Regions from separate parts of the Homo sapiens genome. Here region 2 is linked to region 1. The links are chromatin loops, found by intact Hi-C in ENCODE. Cell type or tissue: PC-9. All regions are shown on one strand. Links, peaks and the distances in the headings refer to the core of each region. The heading gives the core; the rest is flanking DNA.

Region 1 (5,359 bases), core at 51-5,050:
TCTAGTAGAGGCGAATCCAGGGTGCAGTTCAGGCCGGAGGGAGTCAGGAGCGGGAGCTGAAGGGCAATAGTTTTTTGCCAACCCTCCCATCTCTGGACCAGACCAGTCAGTGCTGGAGCTTCCAGGGTCCCAGGACAGAAGAAGCACCTCCCCTCCCTGGTCTGGCGGAAGGCACTGGCTGGCCCAGGGCCCAGGGCCCAGGAATAGACTATGCGGAGGAAATGCCATCTGGGATTTGGGCACAGATTCCAGGGGCGGAGAGGTCACCGGGCAGGCGTCTCTGGGCCTTGCTTCTCTCCACCACCTCACACATTCATTCAACAGGCATTTCCTGCCACCCACCCTGTGCCTGCCCCATGCTGGGAGTCCCTGCTTGGTGGCACATGGGAGCCCTTCCAAGCAGCAGGCCCCGCACACACCCTGGGCTGTCTGAGCTGCCACATCTGACAAGCTTGAGCAGAAGCAGGGCTGGATGTTGTCTCCTGGGTCCCCAGCTCCTGTCAAATGCCACCCCTCAGCTTCTCACTCCCAGGTGGGACCCAGGGTCTACTTCCCGTTTCCCCGTCTCTACCCCAATCTGGCCTCCAAAGGCCGACAGCAGGGCCTGGGAGCTGGGGCTGCTGCTTATTAGGCCCCAGCCTTGGGCAGGGGACCAGGCAGGCACAAGCAGGGTGTGAGGCCTTGTCAGAAAGGAAGGACCGTGGGATGCTCTCCGCAGCCACTGCAGTGCTGCCTGCCTGGGCCTGATGGTGCCTATACCTAGCACCCCCAAGGCCCATATCCCAAGTGTGGGTGTGTGCTTGTGCATCTGAGGAACCTCTGGGTGTGGCATGTGGGTCCTTGGGTTGTGTTTGAGTTTTGTGTGTACATCTCCAGGTTGTTTCTCTAGGGTGTGTTGCTTCTGTGCTCATGAGTTGCTAGGCTGTGTTTCTCTGGGTATGCATGTGATATCTGCCAGCATCTGAGTGTGTGCTCTGGGTGTCTGTGTGTGTATGTCTGGTGTGTTGTGCTTTGGGTGTGTGCGTGTGTATATGTATGGGGGGGTATGAATTGCAGCCACAAATTCAGATGTGCAAATGTTGCAATGCTGTTTTCTTCTTCTTTTTTTATTTTTAATTTTTTTGAGATGGAGTCTCGCTCTGTCTCCCAGACTGGAGTGCAGTGGCGCAATCTCGGCTCACTGCAACCTCTGCCTCCTGGATTCAAGCGATTCTCCTACCTCAGCTTCCTGAGTAGCTGAGATTACAGGCACCTGCCACCACACCCAGATAATTTTTGTATTCTTGGTTGAGATGGGATTTCACCATGTTGGCCAGGCTGGTTTTTTTTTTTTTTTTTTTTTTTTTGAGATGGAGTCTGGCTCTGGCGCCCAGGCTGGAGTGCAGTGGCGCCATCTCGGCTCACTGCAAGCTCCACCTCCCGGGTTCACGCCATTCTCCTGCCTCAGCCTCCCGAGTAGCTGGGACTACAGGCGCCCGCCACTACACCCAGCTAATTTTTTGTATTTTTAGTAGAGACGGGGTTTCACCGTGTTACCCAGGATGGTCTCGATCTGCTGACCTCGTGATCTGCCCGCCTCGGCCTCCCAAAGTGCTGGGATTACAGGCGTGAGTCACCGCGCCCGGCCACCAGGCTGGTCTTGAACCCCTGACCTCAGGTGATCCATCCACCTCAGCCTACCAAAGTGCTGGGATTACAGGTGTGAGGCCGGCTGCAATGCTGTTTTCTTTAAATGACATTACATTGAATCTGTCCCCTCACCCCTCCTGTGGGCGCTAGACAATCTCTGTCCCTCTGCGGCTCCTAGTCTAGCCCCTTTCAGGCGTCTTGCCCAGGGCAAGGCAAGAGAGGCGTCCTTGTGGCGTGGAGCCCACAGTGTGGACTGAGAGGCACTGTCCTAGCCTTCATGGTCTCTTGGCCTGCAGGGACTCTGCCATCGTTGGGCCACATGCAGGTGGAGGAATCTTTATAGGCTGGGAGCTCAGTGTCCTGGGTGAGGACACTGCCTGATTGAAGCCCCCCATGCCACCCATGAGCTCCTCCTGGGGCTGAGTGGGAGCACAGCACAGACTCCTCCTCAGAGTGCTCCCAGGCAGCCGGCCCTGTTCTTATCTCAGGCCATCGCCCCTCCTCTGTGAGTCTGCCGCCACCCCTGACCTCTGAGAATATTGGGAGTCTCTGGCTGTGTGTGGGGGCTCTAAGGTTTGTTCCTCTATGCCTGTGATGCTGGGGTGTTTGGGGGCTCCACATTTGGAGGCTCAGCCCTGCACCTTCAGCACTGTCTGGGCTGGGACAGCAGCAGCTCTGCTGCAGGTGGCAGGGTGACCTCTCAGCTTGGGCTGGGGAGCTGGGAGCTGCCAGAAGTGGGAGTGGGGGATGGGGGCAGAAGCGAAGCACTTGGAAGAAACCAATGCAAGAAGCAGCACTGGCCATTTATTGTGACAGATACGGCCCACGGACCTGAAGTGCCCTCCACCATGGCCCCAAACCCAATGGCCTTCGCCCTCGGGGACTTATCACATCTGCACACAGTTGTGCTTTAGGAGCTGAGAGGAGTTCTGCCAGGGAACCACAAGGACCTCAAAGTCACAGCGCAGCTTCTGTGGAGGGAATATGGGGGAGAAGGAGGGGTGAGCCCAGCCTCGACCTGTCTCCTCCCAACAGCCAGCCCTCTGCCTGCCAGGCTGCTCCAGGCCAAGAGAGGGACAATCACTGACCCAACGGATGTCAAGCCGCATGTCTGGGGCTAGACTCCAGATCTTGGTAGCCAACTTCCCCATTCCCGAGGGAAGCCCCAGCTTCCTTTCTGCACCCCATCTTGGCCCAGAGGCTGACTCATCCAGAAGGACGACAGGTTCAGCCAGACATCTAGACATCTACGTGTCCAGCCAAACCAGTTCAGGATGGACAACCTGAGTGCCTGAGGCTCTGGGGAGGGCTGGGGCTGGAGGAGCCCAGCTGTTACCTCCTGCTGCGCCCCTGCTGCCAGGGGGCAAGTGGTGAGGTCGACGTGGTCTCCAGTGACCCTGGTCTTGCGGCAGTCTGTGCTCCCCATCTCCATCGTCAGGAAGTACTTGATGCCGGCCACCAGCTGGGGGCATAGGGTAGGGGCAGGTCAGGGGTCTTGACCCTTGATCCTCACTTCTCACCTCTTGATATATTCTCCTGTTGCCCCCAGGCACTCAGGTGGGGAGAGAGGGAGAGGGGATGATTCAGACGGGGTGGGGGGGGGTGGGGGGGGGTGGGGGGGGGAGTTCTGGTGGGGATGGAGGGTGGAGAGGCCTGGAGGCTGAGCCCCACCAGCAGCCTTGGCAGACATCAGACATGCCCCATCTAGGGAGCTGCCCACTGTCCCCACCTGCCTTCCCTCCTCCCCGATCCACCCCATCAGGGCAGAGACTAGGACCAGGCAAGCCAGGAAGGCAGGTAGTGCAATACAGGGTTTAATTATGTCTTTCCTTGAAATTTAGATGGTTGTCCATCGTGGAGTTTTAGCATTAATTCGATTTTTAAAATATTGCATGAAAATATCCCGATTGCGCTTTTAGGCCCCCTTCATGCACGCTGGGGCAGCGCCTGTGGCCTCCCCCATCTGGGCCGGGTGTCCCCTCCCAGCACCCCGCCCGCCGCACCTGGCTCTGCGCCTTGATGATGTGCGTGTCTCGGAAGTAGTAGATGCTGTTGCTGCCCATGTTGTAGCTGGCCACGGCCGCCTGCGCCGCCTTCTGCACCTGCGGGTCGTCGGGCGACAGGTCCCGGAGTTCTCCGACCATGCGCTCCTGCGGCCGGGCCCGGGCGTCGCGTGGCAGCGCCAGGAGGCAGAATGCGACCAGGGCCAGGCCCAGCGCCAGCGGGAGGTTCGAACGCGCCATGGCCGTCAGTGCCGTCGGAGCCCTCAGAGCCGTGAGTGCCGAGCTTGCGGCCGCGCAGCTTTTACCCGCTGGGCCGCCCCGCCCGACGCCCGCGATGCGCCCCCGCGGCCTGGAGCTGGGGCGGGGCTCGAAGTTGCCGGGGTCCTGCGAGGTTCAGGGAGCCCAGGAGGCCGAGGGGGCGGCGCGCACCCGCGTGCCAAGACGCTTCCCTGCCCTCCAGGACACACCTGGCCCGGGGAGGGAGAGGACAGCGACAGTCCCCAGCAACAAGTGCCAGTACAGGGACGGTTCACGGGAGGGCTGTCCAGAATGAACTACCAACCGCAGCTCTTCGTGGGCTCTTACTGTTGCCACCATTTCCTAGCTGTGTAACCTCGGAGAAGTCACTTAACCACTCGCTGCCTCAGTTTCCTCTTCTGTACAATGGGTGTTGTGAGGATTCAGTGAGCTGAAACAGGTAAAGTTCTTAGAAGAGGTCTGGTGCTGGATAAACAGCAGGTGAGTAGGACACATTACTGCTCAGCGCTGCCTGACAACCTTCCTGGAGCGCGAGTGACTAATGTTTCTACCTGGCCAGGCACCTAGGCATGCTTGTAATTCCAGCACTTTGAGAGGCCAAGGTGGGAGGACCACTTGAGCCAAGGAGTTCAAGTCAGTGAATCGTGATCTCACCACTGCAGCATTCCAGCCTGGGCGACAGAGCTAGACGCTGACTCAAAAAAAAAAAAAAAAAAAAAAAAAAAAAAGAAGGCCGGGCATGAGGGCTCACACTTGTAATCCCAGCACTTTGGGAGGCCGAGGCAGGCAGATCACTTGAGGTCAGGAGTTCAAGACCAGCCTGGCCAACATGGTGAAACCCCGTCTCTACCAAAAATACAAAAATTAGCCAGGCGTGGTGGCACACACCTGAATTCCCAGCTACTCAGAAGGCTGAGGCAGGGGAATTGCTTGAACCTGGGAGGCAGAGGTTGCAGTGAGCCAAAATGGCACCACTGCGCTCTAGCCTGGGTGACAGAGAGAGACTCTGTCTCACAAAAAAAAAAAAGAAAAAAGAAAAAAAATAGTTTCCACTTTACAGAGAAGGGAAAATGGATTTGCCCAAAGACACCGGCAGGAAATAAATGGTGACACTGGCTTGTGTGTGCTGACAGTCTAAGTCAAATCTGTGGTCTTAAACCAGACTGAGCCCACAGGACACAAACTGCCCAGAAGGAGGGGGTGTCAGTCATGTCAGCTCTGCCATCTTACTGACGGCATGGCTTTGGGCAAGTCCCTCAACCTCCCACACAGAGCCTCCGTGCCCTCGTCTGAAAGACACCTTATCTCCTAAGTTTGTTCTGATATTGATGTTTCGAATCTGGCTGTCCCGTGGATACAGTGAGCATGTGCTGGAGGTACCAGCAAACAAGGCCCATGACTGTGTTTTTAAAGACTCCAATAATTGCCAGGTGTGGTGGCTCACGCCTGTAATCCCAGCACTTTGGGAG
Region 2 (5,359 bases), core at 212-5,211, 360 kb after region 1:
CAGACGATCGTCACCGGATTGAGGAGAAACGTAAAAGGACATATGAGACCTTCAAGAGCATCATGAAGAAGAGTCCTTTCAGCGGTGAGATGGGGACTGGGAAAGCCAGAGAGGAAGGCAGCGGGCAGGGAGGGGACACCCTGGGGCTGAGAACTGACCTAGCCCTTGCCCTACAGGACCCACCGACCCCCGGCCTCCACCTCGACGCATTGCTGTGCCTTCCCGCAGCTCAGCTTCTGTCCCCAAGCCAGGTAAGGATTTCCTTTTGTCCCACTGGAACGACAGGTTCAGCTCTGTTCAGCTGAGGAGCAGTGGAGATGAAGACTCCTGGGCCCCATTACAGACCTACTGAATCAGAGGCTTTGAAAGGATGGCGCAGGAACCAGCGACTTCCTGGGATGCTAATGCACACTGAAGCCTGGGAACCACCGTGCCACTTAAATTCTATATTGGGTATCTTGGGAATCAGAAGTTAAAAATGCAGAATCTCTGCTCTCATCTCTCACTTGAATTGGGGGAACAAAAATCACCTCTAAATTAGCAAGATGTGTGTGCCTGTGCGAGGCTCAAAAACTGACAAGCTCTGCACTTCAGGCCGCTGCTCACTTGGTGCTCCATGGGCTCATTGCCTCTCAGGACTTAGTTTTTCAGCTGTAAACTGAGGAGTCCAGCTTATCTCTCCAAGTGTCCCTTCCTCTAAAAGGCTGGAAGAGTTTCGTGGGCTTGAGTAGTCAGGGAGGACTCCAAGGTGGAGGTGTGGCTAGAACTGGACCCTACAGGCTGGGTCAGATGGGGTAAGAGGAAGGAGATAGGGTGTTGGCAGTGACTCCCTAGAGAGGGATTGAGCCTGAGCACCATGAAGAGGGGCTGGGGTACAGAGGACGGGGTGGATCTCTAGGGCTTTCTCTGACCCCTGCCTCTCTGTCTCTCTCCTCCAGCACCCCAGCCCTATCCCTTTACGTCATCCCTGAGCACCATCAACTATGATGAGTTTCCCACCATGGTGTTTCCTTCTGGGCAGATCAGCCAGGCCTCGGCCTTGGCCCCGGCCCCTCCCCAAGTCCTGCCCCAGGCTCCAGCCCCTGCCCCTGCTCCAGCCATGGTATCAGCTCTGGCCCAGGCCCCAGCCCCTGTCCCAGTCCTAGCCCCAGGCCCTCCTCAGGCTGTGGCCCCACCTGCCCCCAAGCCCACCCAGGCTGGGGAAGGAACGCTGTCAGAGGCCCTGCTGCAGCTGCAGTTTGATGATGAAGACCTGGGGGCCTTGCTTGGCAACAGCACAGACCCAGCTGTGTTCACAGACCTGGCATCCGTCGACAACTCCGAGTTTCAGCAGCTGCTGAACCAGGGCATACCTGTGGCCCCCCACACAACTGAGCCCATGCTGATGGAGTACCCTGAGGCTATAACTCGCCTAGTGACAGGGGCCCAGAGGCCCCCCGACCCAGCTCCTGCTCCACTGGGGGCCCCGGGGCTCCCCAATGGCCTCCTTTCAGGAGATGAAGACTTCTCCTCCATTGCGGACATGGACTTCTCAGCCCTGCTGAGTCAGATCAGCTCCTAAGGGGGTGACGCCTGCCCTCCCCAGAGCACTGGGTTGCAGGGGATTGAAGCCCTCCAAAAGCACTTACGGATTCTGGTGGGGTGTGTTCCAACTGCCCCCAACTTTGTGGATGTCTTCCTTGGAGGGGGGAGCCATATTTTATTCTTTTATTGTCAGTATCTGTATCTCTCTCTCTTTTTGGAGGTGCTTAAGCAGAAGCATTAACTTCTCTGGAAAGGGGGGAGCTGGGGAAACTCAAACTTTTCCCCTGTCCTGATGGTCAGCTCCCTTCTCTGTAGGGAACTCTGGGGTCCCCCATCCCCATCCTCCAGCTTCTGGTACTCTCCTAGAGACAGAAGCAGGCTGGAGGTAAGGCCTTTGAGCCCACAAAGCCTTATCAAGTGTCTTCCATCATGGATTCATTACAGCTTAATCAAAATAACGCCCCAGATACCAGCCCCTGTATGGCACTGGCATTGTCCCTGTGCCTAACACCAGCGTTTGAGGGGCTGGCCTTCCTGCCCTACAGAGGTCTCTGCCGGCTCTTTCCTTGCTCAACCATGGCTGAAGGAAACCAGTGCAACAGCACTGGCTCTCTCCAGGATCCAGAAGGGGTTTGGTCTGGGACTTCCTTGCTCTCCCTCTTCTCAAGTGCCTTAATAGTAGGGTAAGTTGTTAAGAGTGGGGGAGAGCAGGCTGGCAGCTCTCCAGTCAGGAGGCATAGTTTTTACTGAACAATCAAAGCACTTGGACTCTTGCTCTTTCTACTCTGAACTAATAAATCTGTTGCCAAGCTGGCTAGAGATCCGCTTTTTTTCAGCAAACACTGAGCACACATTTTGCTAGTCACATCAGGCCAGACATTGGTGGTAGAGAGCTGGGTGAATGCGTGCACTGTCCTCTGAGAGCTTGCAGTCTGAGAATGCCCTTGGAAACCCCGAGTTACCGTCCAGTGGATGAAAACGGGCAGCTAAGGCAAGAGTCCTAGCACACTGAGAGCCTAGTAGAGCCCGCTGGCTGTGGGGATGGAGCAGTTTCAGGAGTCTTCCAAGAGGCCCCATTAGCTCCAGGTCTTAGATCAGCTGAGAGTGGATGTCAAAGAGGGACTAGCCAGCGTCAGAGGTAAGAGAAACGATGTTCGAAAGATGTGATGGGGCCAAATTCCTTGGGTGGCCCAGGGAGTGTGTGCTTCTCTTGGGGAATGTGTGGTGCCAGGTAAAGATCTACCCGGCCCACCGATGCTTTGATACTCTGTTCTGGGAGGAACGGTGAAATCTTCAATCCACAGCCTCAGGAAGCCAAAACAAAGGCCCAGCCGCAGCCCACAAGGGCTACAGCTGGACGTACTTCCGCTTTGCCCCAGCGCAAGCGCAGCAGCAAAAAGCGCTGGCCGGCGTGGGCCCCCTTCTCGACTGCGCAGGCGCACAAGGAGCCCGCAGCAACCGGAGGCCGGGTCCAGCGTCTGGGGAAAATCCCCGCCGAGGCCGATGGCGTCTTCGTTTGGGCTTCGCACCGTCGCGGGAGGACAATAGCAGGGGAAAAGGAGTTATCGTCAGCGGGACGCGTCCCAAAATTCAGCGAGTCTCCTAGGAACAGAAAAGGCCCTGGGTGCAGGCTCCGACGGGCGGCGCCGGCGAGACGGCAGGCCAATTCCGTCGAGGAAGTGGCGTTTTCCACGGGGCTCCGGCTCCGGGGGGGCGGCCAGGGGCGGGGCTTGGAGCGAGGGCGGGCCTCGGCGGAACTCCCACGCGAGGGGCGGAGCCCGGGCTCGCGGTGGCCAGGTCAGGACCCGGGCGAAGCTGCCGGGGAGCGCCTGGGAGGCGGGGTCGGGGAGGAAGCGGGCGGGGTGAGAAGGCTCCTAACGCTGAGGAAGCCGACGGCTGAGCTGCGCAGGGACCCCGACCGGAGGTCCGCGACCCGAGGCCCAGAGGGAAACCAGGGAGCCAAGGCCCTGCAGCCCAGGCTGCGCCTCCCTCCTCTTGGCTTTCTCGGTCCCGCGACCTCCCGTGACCCACGAAGACCTCTCCTGGTTCTTCTCTCATTCGTGAATGACCCCATCATGCTCATGGCTCAGCAGCTCCAAGTCCTCGTATCCAACCCAGATCTCTCTCCCCTGCGCACCAGCCCCTGGACATCTCCACTCTGACGTCCTCGGGCCTCTCAAACTCATCCTGTTCCAAATGACCTCAGCCATCCCCAGCCTGCCTCTCCTTTTCCCTGTCAGCCCTGGCCCTGCCACCTTCCAAGGGCTCCAGCCGGAAACCTGGCCACTACCGTAGATGCCGCCTCTTCCCTTAGTAACTTGCGTCCAGTCCTTCCACGAGGTCCTGGAAAATCTGCCCACTTCTCCCCACTGTCACTGCTATCACTGAGTTTAAGTCACCACTAGACCTCCCACTGGACTGCGGCTACAGCCGCCTCCCTGCAGCCAAAGAGCTCTGACATCCAGATCTCACCCCATCAATCTCCCTTCAAACATCAACCACAAGACCAGATCCGAGTTTTCTGCAGACACACCCTCAGTGACCACAGCCTTCCACACTAGTCCACAACCAGGAAAAAGTGGCAGTCTTGGGAACTGCTAACCCAGGATCCCTAGTGCACCTTCACAACCCTTTCTGATCTGGCTTCTTTGACGCTGGGTTCCTGGGTGTGCCTTGGCTCTAGTCCAGCAGGCCTCAGCCAGACTGGTCCTACCAGGATACCTCTGACGTCTCTGCCTGGTGAACTCCTACCCAGCCTTCAAAACTCAGCCCTCATATTACCTCCTCCATGAAGCCTTCCTGATCCTCAGATGCTCTGTTTCTCCGAGCCTAGCTCATCCTGCCAGCACCTAAGTTAACAGACCCAGGGCCTAGGTCTCACCATGGAGCTTCAGCCAGCCTAGGGAAGGGACTGGAATAGGCATGAGATGCTGGGCAAGTCTGCCCTATCTGGGCCTCAGGTCCAGAAACCAAAGGATTTAGACAAAGTCCCAAGTTTGGACTTGATGATGCCACTTCGGGGAAAGGCCTGGCCTCGCGAGGAACAGAGAGGACCATAGGCTGGTGAGGAGGGAAGTGGGTCAAGGGCCCGTTTCCTCCAGGACATAGAAACAGCCCCAGTCAACTGAGGCGGAGATGCCACCGCCTCTGGAATTGGGCCCTGCAAGAAGTGGCCAGGTGGGTAGAGAGAGGACAAGGCCTGGGGGCTCAGTGGCTTCAGAGAGAAGAGTGAGGCCTGCACTGAGGCACAGGGCCTTGTGATGCACGGCCAGGGTAGCTGTGGGGTGTGGCCACCTGCTTCCCTGCAGAACCAAATAAACGTTATGGGAGAGAAGCCAAGCAGTGGCCTGGCCTCAGGGACCCCTCAGTGAGTGCCAGCCCATCTCTGAGCCAGTGTTCCCAGGGCCTGTCCTGACTGGTCCGAGGAGTTTGGCTGGGGCCTCTGGAGGCAAAACCCCTTGCCCTGCCCTGTCTTGGACACATGTTCAGACACAGACATCAGTGGCTTTTTTACTCCCTGAAGTCCTCTTTTCTCCACAGAATATTTACAAACAGGGAAGGGGTGGAGGCCACTTCCGCCACCAAATAAGGGGCTAGGGAGGGGGGCAGTGCTAAGACACGCCTCTGCGCAGGGAGAGTTCCTGAGGAGGGCCCAGTGTGACCACAGTGCCCTCAGGGGCCCAGGTGGTTCCAGACGGCTCAGGCCAGGTCGGCGGTGGGTGAGCCCAGCTGCTTGGAGGCCAGGAGGAGGCGTGTGGCTGCACTCTCAGACTCCGCCTGCAGCCGCCGGTTGTTGTGTCTCAGGCTCCGCACCTCCTCCTCCAGGGCCGCCCTG

What was found. Peaks named below come from ENCODE experiments on the same cell type or tissue, not always from the same donor. Only the 100,000 strongest peaks of a DNase experiment are listed, where the experiment ranks them.
Region 2: it touches region 1 in a loop (5-fold over the local background); 4 of 110 quality-filtered maps call a loop at or near these places.

What each region holds. Positions count from the first base shown.
Region 1 is chr11:66,010,558-66,015,916 of GRCh38, reverse strand. It overlaps CST6 (cystatin E/M), which reads right to left and starts at 3,909. Exons shown (of 3, transcript NM_001323.4): 1 at 3,633-3,909; 2 at 2,966-3,091; 3 at 2,412-2,600. The coding sequence starts at 3,872. The coding sequence ends at 2,517. RefSeq lists an enhancer at 1,852-2,427. In PC-9, for the core only: no CTCF peak of the experiment used is centred there; DNase peaks (open chromatin) are centred at 296, 2,796, 3,316, 4,476 and 1 weaker place; H3K4me3 peaks cover 1,498 bases; H3K27ac peaks cover 3,423 bases.
Region 2 is chr11:65,650,580-65,655,938 of GRCh38, reverse strand. SIPA1 (signal-induced proliferation-associated 1) reads right to left here. Exons shown (of 16, transcript NM_006747.4): 16 at 5,027-5,359. The coding sequence ends at 5,224. RELA (RELA proto-oncogene, NF-kB subunit) reads left to right here. Exons shown (of 11, transcript NM_021975.4): 9 at 4-84; 10 at 177-251; 11 at 939-2,338. The coding sequence ends at 1,561. Among named protein-coding and RNA genes, the nearest start is that of MIR4489, 4.1 kb to the right of the region's middle. RefSeq lists enhancers at 1,358-1,858, 2,599-2,648, 2,659-3,138 and a silencer at 3,199-3,438. In PC-9, for the core only: no CTCF peak of the experiment used is centred there; DNase peaks (open chromatin) are centred at 2,948, 3,258 and 4,168; H3K4me3 peaks cover 1,764 bases; H3K27ac peaks cover 3,381 bases.